4 separate regions of the Homo sapiens genome follow, and all the other regions are linked to region 4. Evidence: chromatin contacts called from ENCODE Hi-C data. All regions are on one chromosome and are shown on one strand. Each heading gives the region's core, a stretch centred on a gene start or an enhancer-like site at or near the end of the contact. The rest is flanking DNA. Distances are from core to core; before and after follow the strand shown. Region 1 holds the start of USP9X (ubiquitin specific peptidase 9 X-linked). Region 2 overlaps CASK (calcium/calmodulin dependent serine protein kinase). Region 3 holds the start of MED14 (mediator complex subunit 14). Region 4 holds the start of MAOA (monoamine oxidase A).

Region 1 (3,660 bases), core at 843-3,342, 2.6 Mb before region 4:
AACTTGCTTATTGGCTTTATTTTTTTTATAATGGATTTCCCAAGATTTTCTATATATAAAATCATGTCATGTGAAAGTAGCGATAGTTTAATTGTTCCTTTCTTATCTGGATGCCTTTCATTTCTTTTTCAGGCTAGAACTGCAAGTACAATATTGAACAGAATTGGTGAGAGGGGACATCCTTGTTAAAGGTGCACTTTTGATAGGGTTAAAAGACCAGTGTTCAACACTTTCCAATCCTGACTTCGGGCAAATCATTTACCCTTTCTGTTTCCTTATCTAAAATAGAAAATAACAGCCTATAGTGTACGCGGGTGGTCGTGTCTGCTTTTTAGAAGCCCATGAGCTAGTGGGGAAGCAAATGATTCATGGAAATAATTATAAAAACAAGGTAACATATGCTAAGAGTTATTAGGGCTATGAATGATACATCTTGGATACCCTATTAGATAATTTGTGGTGAAAAATTTGTAAACAATCTTGTGCTAAATAGAGAAATGGTTTAAAAATTTAAGATACCAATAACTTGCTTTCACTGTCACCTACATTAGTTTGGTTCCATTTTTAACAGTCTTTTATTACAAACTGATATAATCATAGCATAACTAAATTCAACCCTCTTCTCTATAAAATAGATCTCGGTTTGTAGGGTTTTACTATGATTTTGCATGCCATTTGATGTCCACAGGTATTTTTTAAGTCAAAAGGAAATCTGTAAATTAGGAACTGTTAATTTCCTCTTCATTTGGGCATCCTAGGTAGACTGTACAGATTTGTTCCAAGCACCCCATTAATTTGAGATTAGCCTAAGTTTTTCCTATGCCCGCACTTTGGAATATAAACATGTAGAAAATAGTCCATGACACAGCGGATGGGTTCATAAGTTTCTTCCGGGTCCTAACACCGAATTGTGCTGATGATCTGGCAATGGAGGCTAATCTTGCCACATCAAGTACGGCCTATTCGCTAAGCCGTCTGGGGCACTTTATAATTTTTTTCTTTGCTGGTCTGTTTGAAGGGCTCCTATGGCCAAAAAGGTGGTCAGTCCCGTCAGCTAGGCTGTGAGGACGCCTAAACGCTTTGAGGACGCCTAAACGCTTTGAGGTAGTGATGATGCATGATCGTGTGAAAGAGTTTCTCAGAGCACCTCCCTCGCGGGGTGGGGAAAAGGACCTCACTCCCCACGCCCCCTCCTTCCGCTGCGGGAGATAGCCACACCTTCCCCCTATCGGCGCCAAGCAGGTGGCCAGGCCCTCGGGACCTCGCGCCCCCGCAGCCAGTGGCCCGGCCAGCTCGTGCGTCACGTGACGCGGGTCAGCTGCACCGCCGGGACCTCCAGGCACCGCGGCGGCGACCGCCCAGCGCGTGGTCTCGAGATCTCATCTTTCCGCGCCCCTCCCCCCACGGTCCCGGAAAAGGGGGAGGCCGGTGACGTCATCATCCGGGTTCTTGTCGGCGGGGCTACGGTTCACAATGGAACAAAAACAAGCGGCCCGAGTCAAACTATGAGCGACGCGGCTGCGGCTCACGCGATTAACCCTGTCGTGGCCACACACCCCGCCAGTCCCTGCCGCCCAGCCCCTCCCGAGTGGTGTGCCAGATCTTTTCGGGCCTCCCTTCCCCAACTTCGGTCCTAGAGCCACCTCTGCCCTCGTCCCGCTCCTGAGCCGAGGGGCATGGAACAGGATTTCTGGCCGTAGCACGACCCTGAAGGGGCCAGCCGGAAGAAACAGTACTGCGCGAACAATCTTTACCGCATTGTCTTCCCCTCCCCCACCCTAGCTCTCCGGGTTCCCGGCGGCTCGCGCCGAAGCCCGGCCCCCTCAGCGGCTCGCGCTGCTCTCCCAGCCTTGACGGCCCGGGGTGGAGGGAGAGAAGAGGGGGCAGCTGAGCGGGAGGGGGCTGGGCAGGAGCAGGGGGAGGGCCGAAAGGAGGGGCCTGAAAGGGGCGGGCCCTGACGGGGGCGGAGAACTTCGGGTCTTGGGCGGCTCTGGGGCTAGTGGGAGTCTGCGCCGCCGCCGCCGCCGCCACCGCTGCTGCCGCCGTCGCCGCTACCGCCGCCGCCACTGGCCGAGCGGTTTTTTTTTTTTTGGTTTGCCGGATCCGCCATATTGACGAGGACGGGCATCCGCGGCTGCGGACGCTAGTCTCCGCCGCCGCCGGAGCCGCAACCTCTCCGCACCCGGCCCCGTCAGGGCCTCTGTCGCGCCTAGCCCCTCCCCGCCTTACACAGCTCCCGGGCCTCGCGGGAGCCCGCCGCCGCCGCCTCTCTCTCACGGGAGGCGGCCGCCTTAGCGCCCGGTGCTTGGGTCGGCGCCGGGAGCGAGGAGCGAGCTACTTCAAAGCCACCAGGCCTGGAGCGGGGACAGAGGCGGCGACTAGGGGAAGGTGAAGCCGTCGCTGCAGGAGGAGGAGCAGGAGGAGGTGACGCAGGAGAAACGCACCGCCCGGAGCCCGTCTGAGCTCAGCGAGAGCCCCAGCCTGAGGGGAGAAGGGGAAGAGGGCCGTCGCCGGCCAAGGAGGAGGAGGAGGCGGGCGCGGCGAGGAGCGAGTTCCGGCGCCGGTGTGCAGCCTTTTGGTTGAGACGCCCGCAGCCCCGAGCCCGGCCGCCGCAGCCTTTCGATACACTTTGTTGCCGGTCACCCCCGGGCCTGGGATGCACCCAGGGTAGGTCTCGTCCCGGGACCGAGCCCCACCGTCGCCTGGTGCCTCCCGCCTCCGTGTGCCCTGGTTGTGAGAAGACGTCTGTGTCGTGCGGTGAGTGGCCAGCTGCACTGGGGCGACGCTCTTTCCCGGGGCCAACAGCTGGATGTGGGTGAGGGGAGGAGGGCGAGGGGGGTGTGCGTGTGTGCGAGCCTCTTCCCTCGGCGGCTGCCGGCCAGGCTGGGGCTTCCCCGTTCCCCCTCCTCCGGCCCGGGCTGGGCGGGCGCGCGGGCCCGTGTTGTGTGTGGAGCCGGTGTCCCGAGAGCGTGTCTGTGTGTTTTGGACTGTAAGGGAAAATGGCTGACGGCTCCGTCCCTCCCCCTCCTCCCCCTTCCCGTCCTGTCTGGGGCCGAGTAGGAGGATGGAGTCTCCGGGCGTGGCGGGCAGCCCCCCCGCCGTCCGCACCCGGGGGCCGGGTCGGTTTGGGGGCTGGCCGCCCCCCGCCCGGCGGCCGCTTTCCTACCCGGTCTGGTTCCACTTGACACCAAACGCCATTACTGAGGTGGAGTGATTTGGAGCTGGGGAGCTAGGCCTCGGCTACGCCTGGCTATCAGGCCTGACGACTTGTCCGCCTCCCCCCACCCTCCCGCGATAACCCGCAGTTTCTCCCCGGCCCTGGGCTCCTGGAGTGGGAGCTGGGTTATCGGCCTCCTACACCTCCTTCGCCCCGCTTTATTTGCAGAGGGCCAAAGCCGTGAAAGGGGTTTTTGAATGCAGAAATCGCTTCCAAGCTAGCTTGGACCTATTACCTTTCTATTTTTAACTGTTTCTGCAAATATTAGCATGTGCGAGTTTGGTAGTGATCAGGTCTTCAGATTCTTGTGACGTGAGGCTTAGGGTTGGATAAATGGCTGATTTTTCATTCATTGTGAAATAAGTTAAAGAGTTATACAGCAGGTGTGTAGATGGCTTCTTAAATTATTTGTGTGGATTTCTGTAGCGACTAGAACTTACACG
Region 2 (3,716 bases), core at 1,122-3,621, 2.1 Mb before region 4:
AGTACCTGTGTCAAGAGTTACTAACTGACCCAATCTGAAGAGAAACAAACCTAAGATTTCACATGTTACAATCACCTCAGAATCTTTCTATTATAGAATAAATATTATTACTAGTAAGGGTAAAAGAGATATACATCAGAGAAGAACTCTTTTTTTAAGACTATTTTAGCAGATTGATTAAAACAATAATCTCAAGCCTATAACAATATTACACTTCCAGCAAAGATCCTAGGAGCCACAGCCACTCTTCCTATATCCAGGCTCCTCTATCGCTTGCTTTCTCTCTACTATTCTATACACTCAAAATATTTTCCAGGCTCCATTCCCTTAGTGTCCAAATCAACTTTAACGATAAGAACAAGGAGAGGAAGGAAATAAGTACTTTTTAATTTTTGCTTCTGTAGAGTTCTTTTAAGCCTTAGAAATGTGCATGTCTTTTTAAAAGACATTTTTTTTCCCCAGATGACTTAAGAGCATTTCTAGAACCTGTCAGCCTTAAAGGTAATGAGATCCCTTAGAAGAGCATTCTCATATGTTAGTGAGCAAGACTGATCTCCAGGTGCCACCCGCAGAGACTCAAGTCAGTAGAGCCAGGGTGAGGGGCAGGGGTCTACTCTTTAACCAAGGACCTGGGGGATGCAGATGCAGGTGGCCAGAGAGCCTTCTTTTTTTTTTTTTGAAGTATTGCCCTAGCTGGGAAGAGTCCAACCACAAGCTTGAATTCTGCCAGGGAACAGGAGGGCCAAAAAGGCTGGAGGTGGAGCTAGGAGAGAAGTATCATTATTTTTTCTACTATTCAAAGGCAAAGAAGGTAAGAGGGGTTCTTCTTACTCAAGAACATAGAATTTACATCTATGATACTGGTTCCACCCCAAACTAGTTCGACCATTTAAAAAAAAAAAGAGAAACTTATGTTGTATTAATAACTAACAGTACCTTCTGGTTAGTTAGCCAAAAAGACAAAAGTCAATTGTATTTACTAAATTTCTTCAACAGATGAGAAATGATATAAGGACATCTGTAACTCTGGAATATTAAAATTATTTACATAGAATGTTAAGTGTGACATTCTTTGTTTCCCAGCAAAGTTTGTGTTCTAGGTAACAAATTTCAATACTCTGAATCCTGGAACAGAAGCAATTCTGCATTTTCTTTTGAAATATACTATTAATTGAAGTTCCATAAAAAGCCACCAAGAGGAGCTCAAGACCCGTTACAACGGACACCTCAATTGCCATGGCTCACCAAAAATATACTTGACAAAACTATACATTTTAATATGTATCTTCAATAGGCTTTTAAAAAATATGAAGCCTCTGATTTTTCTTATGAAATTTACACCATCACTAGAGACTAGAAGTATTACAATTCTCTCTCAGGTTCTCCTAAGTACAAATCCAATAAGTTACCTGTCAGTCTTAAAAATAAACTTTAGGAAGTGTGTACTTCATATTGATGCACATACTCTCGGAAGATGCACATGAAAGAACAAGCTTCAATAAATAACACTCGAGCTGAACGTGCAATGACCAAAGGATGATATCATTTATGCCCATTTATATTTCCAATACAAAAAGAATAGATTTTTGAATCTCATTTAACAACCAACACAAAACTGAATAATATAGGTTGGAAGAACTATAATTTCTACAGGATAAGCCTATTTTAAGAAAGAAACTTTGGGGCTGTATTACTCTAGAAAACTTACTTGTTTACAGATCACATACCATTCTAAATTTAAACAGTTTTACAAAAGGTTGCAAAAGCCTATTTCCCTCTAGTGAAGTCAATTATCAATTCATTGCAGACTTAACTTCCATCTAGAGACCTGTCACAATTGTATGAACAACTGTATCTCAACAGAAATAGATCACTTCTCAGATCCTTAGAAAGAAGAACTATCTATGTGATTTCTTAACAAGGGAAGTGAATGAACTTCCTGGAAATATTACTGCAATTATGGCCTTTAGTTTTTTTCCCTCAGACACTCCGTTTTTTCCTTATTAAGCCTTATGTCATCATTTGTAACTTCTCTACATTTTGCTCAGATTTCAGCCTGCAAAAAGTTCAAAGTGCTGAGGAGATCCACATGGAAGCAGGGCTGAGTAGGTGGATGGGACCTACTCTGTTCCGTTATCTTTGTTGTAAAATTGGTGTGCAGTGATCTAACAGCACAGGCAGAAACAATTTCCCAGAAAGCAAAAACATACAGCCATCAGCAGACAGTTAGTTAAGAACTCAGAGCAGATGGGGGTGGTTTGTTAGAGTCATTACCTCACAGGACGAAGACTGAGTGCGGTAACTTGGCACAATCTTGAAGGTAATACTCCCCCGCATTTCCCTCTGGAGGGGGGGTGGTGGGAAAGAAAGAAAAGTTTTCTTACAAACAATTGTTCACAAAACCATGTAAGAAGCCACTCAAAACACATGGGGGCAATTAGCACAAGCCATCTGAGAGCACATAGCCGGAAAATGAAATGTAGTCATGAAGCAGGGACTGCTCGAGTTAACAGTAGAGTAAGTTCCTGGGAAAAGCCCAGCAGCCAATTGCCTTTTGCTCATACAGCAATGGTCTCACAGATCTTCAATGGTCACCTTTTTATAGATGTGAATACAAAACTTTCTAAGTGACATGCCTTTCAAAAGTGAATATACATTGAATTAGACAATAGACTAGGTAATTACATAAAAATTACATTGAGTATGCCACATTATAATGGTGTACCCCATAGAATATGCTTTTTACTTTTAAAAATTTTTTATTTATTTATTTTTTTGAGACAGAGTCTCGCTCTGTCATCCAGGCTGCAGTGCAGTGGCACCATCTCGGCTCACTGCAAACTCTGCCTTCCAGGTTCCAGTGATTCTCCTGCCTCAGCCTCCCGGGTAGCTGGGATTATAGGCACGCGCCACCATGCCTTGCTAATGTTTGTATTTTTAGTAGAGACGGGGTTTCACCATGTTGGCCAGGCTGGTCTCAAACTCCCGACTTCAGGTGATTCACCCACCTTGGCCTCCCAAAGTGCTGGGATTACAGGCATGAGCCACCGCACCCAGCCACTTTTTGCTTATTAATTTTGGCTTTTTTTTAAAAAAAAATTTTGGGCTGGGAGTGGTGGCTCACACCTGTCATCCCGGTACTTTGGGAGGCCAAGGCTGGTGGATCACCTGAGGTCGGGAGTTCGAGACCAGCCTGGCCAACATGGAGAAACCCCGTCTCTACTAAAAATGCAAACATTAGCAGGGTGTGGTAGCGCATGCCTGTAATCCCAGCTACTTGGGAGGCTGAGGCAGGAGAATCCCTTGAACTCGGGGGGCAGAGGTTGCAGTGAGCTGAGATCACGCCATTGCACTCCAGCCTGGGCAACAAGAGCAAAACTCCGTCTCAAAAAAAAGAAAAAAAAATGTTTGGTGAGTCTGTGAAGCTTATTTCATACTTAATAGGTATTCATAACCTGGGTGCTACTACACTGCAGTGGGAAAAGGGATCAGAGGCCCCAAACACCTCTGTCTGCTTGCTATGACAATGAACATAGGCAAAGGCTGTCATTTTGCCTTTTTAAAAAATCCAAAGCCTAATTTGAATACAGATTTTGGATATGTATGGTCAAAAATGGCCTGGTCTACCGTGGCTTTCCTCCCTTCTATGCTGTAGAGAAATCCACGACAGCTGGCTATGACTCAGCTCAACAGGAAAGAGGTTTCTGACACTGCTG
Region 3 (3,649 bases), core at 747-3,246, 2.9 Mb before region 4:
ACTATTGCAGTACACAGGTGAAGGATTAGGTGGCTTGGACCAGCACTTGGTGGAAGTGTTGAGAAATGGTCAGACTCTGAAGTCAAAGATAACAGGACTTGCTGATGTATGTAGGATGTGAAGAGAGAGGAGCCAGGAGTTATTCCAAAATATTTGGCCTGAGCAACAACAGGAAGAATGGAGAGACTAGTGAGATAGCAAAGAAGGTTCTGCAGGAGGGAGGACAGTGGAATCAGGAGTTTGGTGCTGGAGTTGCTATGTTGAAATGCCCATCAAGATACTGAAATGTAGGCATCTGGATATAGAGTCTGGAGTTCATCAGAGAGGTCTGTGCTGGAGATACAAATATGGGAACCATCACATAAAGGGTGTGGGACTATAACTACATACTTATTCTACGGCAATAAAACAGATGTTCCTCTCTTCATAAGCCAAGTCCTAAAATAGTAAAAAGACAACCACAATTCAAGGAATTTCTACAAATCCCCTATGGAAAAGCAAATTACACCACCGATAGCAGCAGTTTTCAACATTTTTTTTCCCACAGCTCTATATAGGCACATACATGAAACTTTCTCATGGATATTCTTGGATTTTTATGAAATCCAACAATAAATGGTGCAGAGAGGTATATCATTATAATAGTCCCTAAACCTGACAGCGATTTAAATTTCTCATTAGCCATGGGTAGGCTTCTTTAACACTACTTTTTTCTGTCCCATTCAAAAAAGTACAATACATCAAAACTGAGAATGACGTTTTACAGGAGTTAAGTAGAGCCTACTCTTTCAGTCATCTGCAAACAAGTATCTGTTATCAGTCTCTAAAAACAAATTACTGTGACGCTTTAGAGCCTAATATCTGCATACTAATGTATCTCAATTGATAACCCTGATCTGAAGTCTTGCAATAGATAAAAAATAAAATTCTGATTAACTTTTTCTGAACCTGGGTTATAAGATGTACAACAGAGTCCCAAAATGTTACGGTGCCTTTTCTTCACACACTGAAATTCGTTAGTATATTCTGATCCTATTCTGAAGGGATTAACAACTTAATCATGCCCCAAGGCATTTCATGGGTAACTAGGTGATTTATAAACCCCCTTCATACTCCAAGAAATAACAGACTACTTACAAAAAAATTTTACTCACACTAACTTCATTAAGACCTCAAACACTCAAAAGTTCCAGAAAAAAAGTACTTTGAATTCAAATTTGTATTTTATACACAACGTATGTAGCTCCTGCATTAACTTAGAAGCAATAACAGCTTACATTTAAAACGTATCGTCAAGAGGCTGTAATACAAATTTCCCATCTATAGAGTTTTTTCTAAAAGCTCGAATATTATGTATTCCAGCCAAGAAATCAAGAGAGTTCTGTTGGGAACTCGGACAAAAATTTCACACAATTTTCAGTGGAAGTGTAACAACACGCAAAATTAACAAGTCTCTGTTGCATCGTTGCCAGGAAGACCCCAGATACAAAGCTTCTTCTCCACCTCTGCTGAACCCCAGGAGTTCAAAAATTCTAGACTAAGCAGTCCAGCGGAGAACACAGCAGCCTCTCGGGGAGAGGGAGGTGCAAACGTCTCAGCCGGTTGGGCGGGAAGGGGGGCTGGGGAACAGGCAGGGGTTTCGGGGCACTTACAGGTCCGTCAACACCATAAGCTCCGAGTAGGCCCGGTGCAGCAGAAATTCAATGAGGGTGCTCAGCCGGTAGCCCGGGCTAGCCGCAGCTGCAGCGGCCGCCGCCACGGCGGCTCCCGGGGGAGGAGGGGCTGGGGCTGACGGGGGTCCGCCGCTGCCCCCGCCGCCGCCTCCGGGCGGGACCAGCTGGTGGTTCTCCAGCTGCACTGGGGCCATGGCGGCGCAGGACCGGGCTTGGCGCAACGGCACACGATGCGGTCCTCGAGCCTCCCGGGCGCTCGGTCACCGCGCCGAAACGGGAGCGGGCAGAGTCGCCACCGCCTACCGCCGGGCCGCCTCAGAACAGGAAGCCGTGCGCCGACCGCGGAAGCCCGCCCCCATGTAGCGAGAAGTCCGCCGACCCCAGGGACAGGAGCGAGGGGCGGGGGGAGGCGGGGATGGGGGGGAAGCAGGGCGGCCCCGCAGAGGGGAAGCTGCGCCTCCGCAAACGCTCAGAAGCAGCTTCGCCAGACAGCCGCAACGTACATGTTGACTGCCCGAGGCGGAAGTCGATCGGCAGAGCGGAAGGGGGACCTGCAGAGGACCTTCCGACAGGTCTGTGTCTGTTCTCTCAGCTGTCTAGCACCGCAGCGCTGGGGGGCGCGTGGGAGTGAGGCGGTACCTGTGAGCGCGCGGGAGAGCGGAAAAGGGAGCCGCGCGCCGCCGGAAACCAGGGTGAGGGCTGAGCCGGAGTCGTCACCGGGAACGTCAGCAGTTGCCCCGCCCTTACCCTCGCCGCTCTCCCTCCCGCCTCCGCCCCCTGGCGTTGTAAAGGCGACAATTTGCCCAGAGAAATCCACCATCGCTTCCTAAGTGGGGCACAAACACAGCCAGGGGAGGCCTCCTCTAAATGTTCGTGAATTCTGGTTCTGGAATCGCGAAGAAATGGGAGCGGCCGCGCGCTTGTGATTCTCAGGCCTTTGCTCCTCCCATACACGTCCACGGCGCGTTACGTGGGAGAACGTTTTCGCCCCTTTTTTTTTTTTTCCAAACTGTGGGAAAAGGTGCTAGAAAATATGATTGCGGGTAGAGACAGGGCCGCTGGCAGAGTAACTCAATTTTAATAGAGTCGGGTGTATGCTGAGGTCGTCACCATCCCCCAAATCCTGTCAGTCCCACACAAAAACGGCCCTTAAATCCCCTGCCACGGGCTCTCATATAGTTTTTGTCCTTGCTCTTGCAGTCACCGCTCTATTCTGAAGGGCTTTTCAGTTCATCCATGCCTACCGACACTCCCGTCCCCCCCATCAAAGTCCACGTTTAATTTTTTGTACCTGCTTTAAAACAGCGATTCTCAACCTTGGCTGCACTTTGCAATTATCTGAGGAGCTGTTTTTTAAAAAAATACTTAGATATATGGGTTCCACCCCTGTAGATTCAGATTTAATTGGTCTGGCTTGAGGTCTGGGCTTGGGGAATTTTTGAACTTTCCTAAGGTGATTCTAACATGCCCTAACGTAGAGATTCACTATTAGAAGCATTCGTTGCTGCGACCCCTTTCAAACATCTTTTTGCAGTTTCATCTCCTCTTGGTGTAAGAGATGTTCATGATGTTCCCTAAGGTTAGAATATTCTTACTGTCATCACTTGGGTAATTCTTTATCATTGTTGAAAGCGGTTCATCTGCTTCTGAAGGTGTAAGCTCACTTGTTCCCTCCCTTGGTGGTCCTAAAGCACATTGAAACAGAATATCATTGTGCTAGTTATTAAAATGCATTGGGATTATTTATACCCCTTACAGATACAGTTGCTGGAAGGCAGCTACCTTATTTTTAAATATTATTTTTATTTTTAATTGATAGTATATACTTATGGCATACAATGTGATGTTTTGAAACATGTAACCATTGTGGAATGAGCAAATCAGGCTATTAACATCTATCAAATGATATACATACTTACTTCTTTTGGTGAGAACATTTAAAATCCACTTTTAGCAACTTTGGAAGATACAAAAGG
Region 4 (3,235 bases), core at 8-2,507:
AGCGCCCAGCGTGCTCCAGAAACATGAGCACAAACGCCTCAGCCTCCTTCCCCGGCGGCACCGGCACCGGCACCAGTACCCGCACCAGTACCGGCACCGGCACCAGTACCCGCACCAGTACCGGCACCGGCACCAGTACCCGCACCAGTACCGGCACCGGCACCGAGCGCAAGGCGGAGGGCCCGCCCGAAGCCGGGGGCACAACTGCCCAGGTCCCGAACCCGGACTCCAGCTTGGACGACACCTCCTACAGCCTGTCCGAATGGAGCGTCCGTTCTGAGTGGCGGTCCGTCTCGGATCCGCTAGCCAGTTCCCAGTGGAGCACGTCCTCAACTGCCGAGGCCGCCTCCTGGAGCTCCAGCATACACTCCCCAATCAGCACTACCGGTCTTAGCGAGAGTACTGACTCCGACTCCAAGAGTGGCCTCCGGGGTTTCAGCGCTTACAACCCGAGCAGTCGGATCCCCAAGTCTACCACCAGCTCGAACTCCTCCGATGGGGCCGTCACAGCCTCCAATCAGGACACCGGCATTCCCTGGGTATTAGTAACAGGACCTACCCCGCCCGTAAACTCCCCCGTAGAGTCATTGCAAGGGTCTGCCTTCTCCTCAGGGTTCAGCACCCCACGGGGTTTGGTAAAAGGACCGACCCTGCCCCCGGATTCCAACCTGACCTCAGTGTCCGACTACACTTGGATATTTGTACGGGGACCTCCTATACCCAATGACCTTTCGCAAGTGTCAATACAAGCACCTCCTACACCCAGTAACACCCCCGAGTGTCAGTACAAGGGTCTGCCGCATCCTCAGTGTCCAGCTTCCCCTGGGGTTTGGTACCAGGACCACCTCTACCCAATAACATTTCCCCAGTGTCGCCACAAGCACCTCCTGCACCCCATAACATCCCCCCAGTGTCAAGGCAGGCGTCTACCCCCACCTCAGTGCCTGACACTCCGCGGGGTTCAATACAAGAACCTCCTGCACCCAGTAATCCTTTCCAGCTGCCGACACAAGGACATTCTAAACCTAATAACTCTCGCCGAGTGTCAGTACAAGGGTCCGCCCCGCTCTCAGTGCCCAGCTCCCCCCGGGTATCAGCTGAAACATCAGCTCCGCCCCTGGGCGCTCCCGGAGTATCAGCAAAAGGGTTCGCCCCGCCCACAGTGCCCGGCTCCCCCCGGGTATCAAAAGAAGGATCGGCTCCGCCCCCGGGCTCCCCGGGGGAGTTGATAGAAGGGTCCTTCCCACCCTTTGCCGTCCCCACTCCTGTGCCTACGACCCAGGAGCGTGTCAGCCAAAGCATGGAGAATCAAGAGAAGGCGAGTATCGCGGGCCACATGTTCGACGTAGTCGTGATCGGAGGTGGCATTTCAGGTCAGTGTGGACCGTAGCGGTGGCCTGGGGGACCCTGGCCAGTGAGGGGTAGGGGAACCTACAGTAGCTCTTGTGGTGTTTGGGGGTCTCTCATGCATGCGAGAGTGTAGTGTAGCCATGGCTTGGCCCCATATCCTGCGAGGTAGGAGTGGGGGTTGTGCCAGTTTTGCTGGTGGTGTGACTGGGGGAGGCAGACACAATAATTTTACTACTACTACTATTAAATACTAATATTTAATTAGCTCTTGCTGTGCAGTTGTATTTAGCACTTTACGTGGATTTTCTCAGTCCTCAACAGTCCTGTGAGGTGGGAACTAAATTCATCCCCGTTTTGCAAAACCAAGAAACTGAGGTCTGGGGAGTTTCAATAACTCTCTTGAGGTCGAATCACCTAGCTTGTAAGTGGCTGAACGATTTTCTCCCATTTAAGACCTGCAGTACTAATTCCTGAGGTGGCTGCTTTGCCTCACTGATTTCATATCCTTTGCCCTAAACAGAACATCAGGATACAGATTTCTGTAGTATTGAGGGAGCAGTAGTGTTATTCCAGTCCTGCTCTTCTCTATTTTCCGTAGAAAATTTAGTAGGTGAAGAGGAAGGAGGTAGACTCCTTTAAGAAAAGGTTAAAAAAAAAAAGAGGAGAAGAGGGGGTGAGCTCTTAAACTATTCCTGTGTGTGTGTGTGTGTGTGTGTGTGTGTGTGTGTGTATGAACTGTGTTTATATATATATATGAACTGTGTTTATATATATATATGAACTGTGTTTATATATATATATGAACTGTGTTTATATATATATATGAACTGTGTTTATATATATATATGAACTGTGTTTATATATATATATATGAACTGTGTTTATATATATATATATATGAACTGTGTGTGTGTATATATATATATGAACTTGCAGGAAGGTGTAGGACATTTATTGTCCAAAGAGAATCCCTTTATGAAGCAGGGGCTGAGTGCCCTGTTGTATCCTCCTTCCTCCTTTCACTAAGAGCTCCCACCACCTGAATCTTGTCTTCTGATGAGCCAGTTGGTGGGCCAGGGTGCCCCTGGTCCTGGCTTGGATTTGTGGCTAACCAAGTGAGTGGTGCATGAGGCTTTCCAATATCTTCCTGGAAGCCTCATCATGATTGATATATTGTCGCCTATGTTGCCATCATTGGTAAAATGTTTGAAAATTAGGAATTTTGTTGCCTTTCATCCCTGGCTAGAATACCACACTGACCTATCCTCCCCCTACTAGGTGTTAATAATTTCTGAGTTATCCCTGCAGGATCTGATTCAGAAAGAGAAAGCTGATGGGAGGGAGTAAGTAGAGTGGCCCCACAGTAGCCATTTTTATATATAAATCTTTCGAGGAGACTCTGAACATGCTACAAATTAATGTTGGGTAGAGATAGCTTTATCTGAACCCAACATTGTTTATCCTGAACAGGCCAAGAGAAGAGATTGGCATGAACTGTTGCTTTGCCAGTTCCAGCCAGTACCAGCAAAAACATACATGTATGTTGGAGCATCAGAGGAAAGCAGCTCCTGGTGGAGAGTAAGAAAAAGGAGTATTTCAGCTTGTTTCTCTTTATTTATTTATGTATTTATTTATTCATTCAAAAAACACTTGTTGAGTACCTGCAATGAAGTGGACTGCTGTTTCCCAAAATCTGGTCCCACTAGGCAAGCCTCCTAAAAGCAATATGGTTGTAGATCACTGGAAAATAAATATGATGACAATGTGTTATATACATTGACTAGGGGTTCTGGGTCCTCTCCCATCTCCATACCATCTGTATTCTGCAATTCAGAGTTCTTTCTGGGATTTTATTCTTAGTCTTTTTCTTGTTCAGTCTCCAGAA

Evidence for each region. A loop is a pair of places that touch in the nucleus more often than their neighbours do. Pooled maps may share reads with other maps.
Region 1: a map of CD8-positive, alpha-beta T cell shows a loop between it and region 4 (8-fold over the local background). The contact joins the promoter of USP9X here to the promoter of MAOA in region 4. A Hi-C loop is called at or near these places in 2 of 168 maps with a recorded cell type or tissue (CD8-positive, alpha-beta T cell and naive thymus-derived CD4-positive, alpha-beta T cell) and 9 of 50 pooled maps.
Region 2: a loop to region 4 is called in a pooled map, with 3 times the contacts of the local background. The contact joins the enhancer-like site here to the promoter of MAOA in region 4. A Hi-C loop is called at or near these places in 4 of 50 pooled maps.
Region 3: a loop to region 4 is called in a map of CD4-positive, alpha-beta T cell, with 7 times the contacts of the local background. The contact joins the promoter of MED14 here to the promoter of MAOA in region 4. A Hi-C loop is called at or near these places in 2 of 168 maps with a recorded cell type or tissue (CD4-positive, alpha-beta T cell and naive thymus-derived CD4-positive, alpha-beta T cell) and 6 of 50 pooled maps.

Annotation. Positions count from the first base shown.
Region 1 is chrX:41,083,353-41,087,012 of GRCh38, forward strand. USP9X (ubiquitin specific peptidase 9 X-linked) reads left to right here and starts at 2,093. Exons shown (of 45, transcript NM_001039591.3): 1 at 2,093-2,757. RefSeq lists enhancers at 1,044-1,338, 1,088-1,627, 2,166-2,703 and silencers at 1,248-1,317, 1,748-2,127, 2,828-3,287.
Region 2 is chrX:41,557,505-41,561,220 of GRCh38, forward strand. It overlaps CASK (calcium/calmodulin dependent serine protein kinase), which reads right to left. Exons shown (of 27, transcript NM_001367721.1): 18 at 2,275-2,343. Among named protein-coding and RNA genes, the nearest start is that of CASK-AS1, 42 kb to the left of the region's middle. Within about 2 kb of position 2,372, at least 5 of the 41 ENCODE cell types and tissues checked have a DNase peak (open chromatin) inside an H3K27ac peak, as active enhancers do.
Region 3 is chrX:40,733,546-40,737,194 of GRCh38, forward strand. MED14 (mediator complex subunit 14) reads right to left here and starts at 1,997. Exons shown (of 31, transcript NM_004229.4): 1 at 1,653-1,997. The coding sequence starts at 1,867. MED14OS (MED14 opposite strand) reads left to right here and starts at 2,145. Exons shown (of 2, transcript NR_169211.1): 1 at 2,145-2,245. RefSeq lists enhancers at 1,367-2,288, 2,289-3,209 and silencers at 1,605-1,984, 2,245-2,334.
Region 4 is chrX:43,655,042-43,658,276 of GRCh38, forward strand. It overlaps MAOA (monoamine oxidase A), which reads left to right and starts at 1,258. Exons shown (of 15, transcript NM_000240.4): 1 at 1,258-1,373. The coding sequence starts at 1,301. RefSeq lists a silencer at 1-160 and an enhancer at 92-151.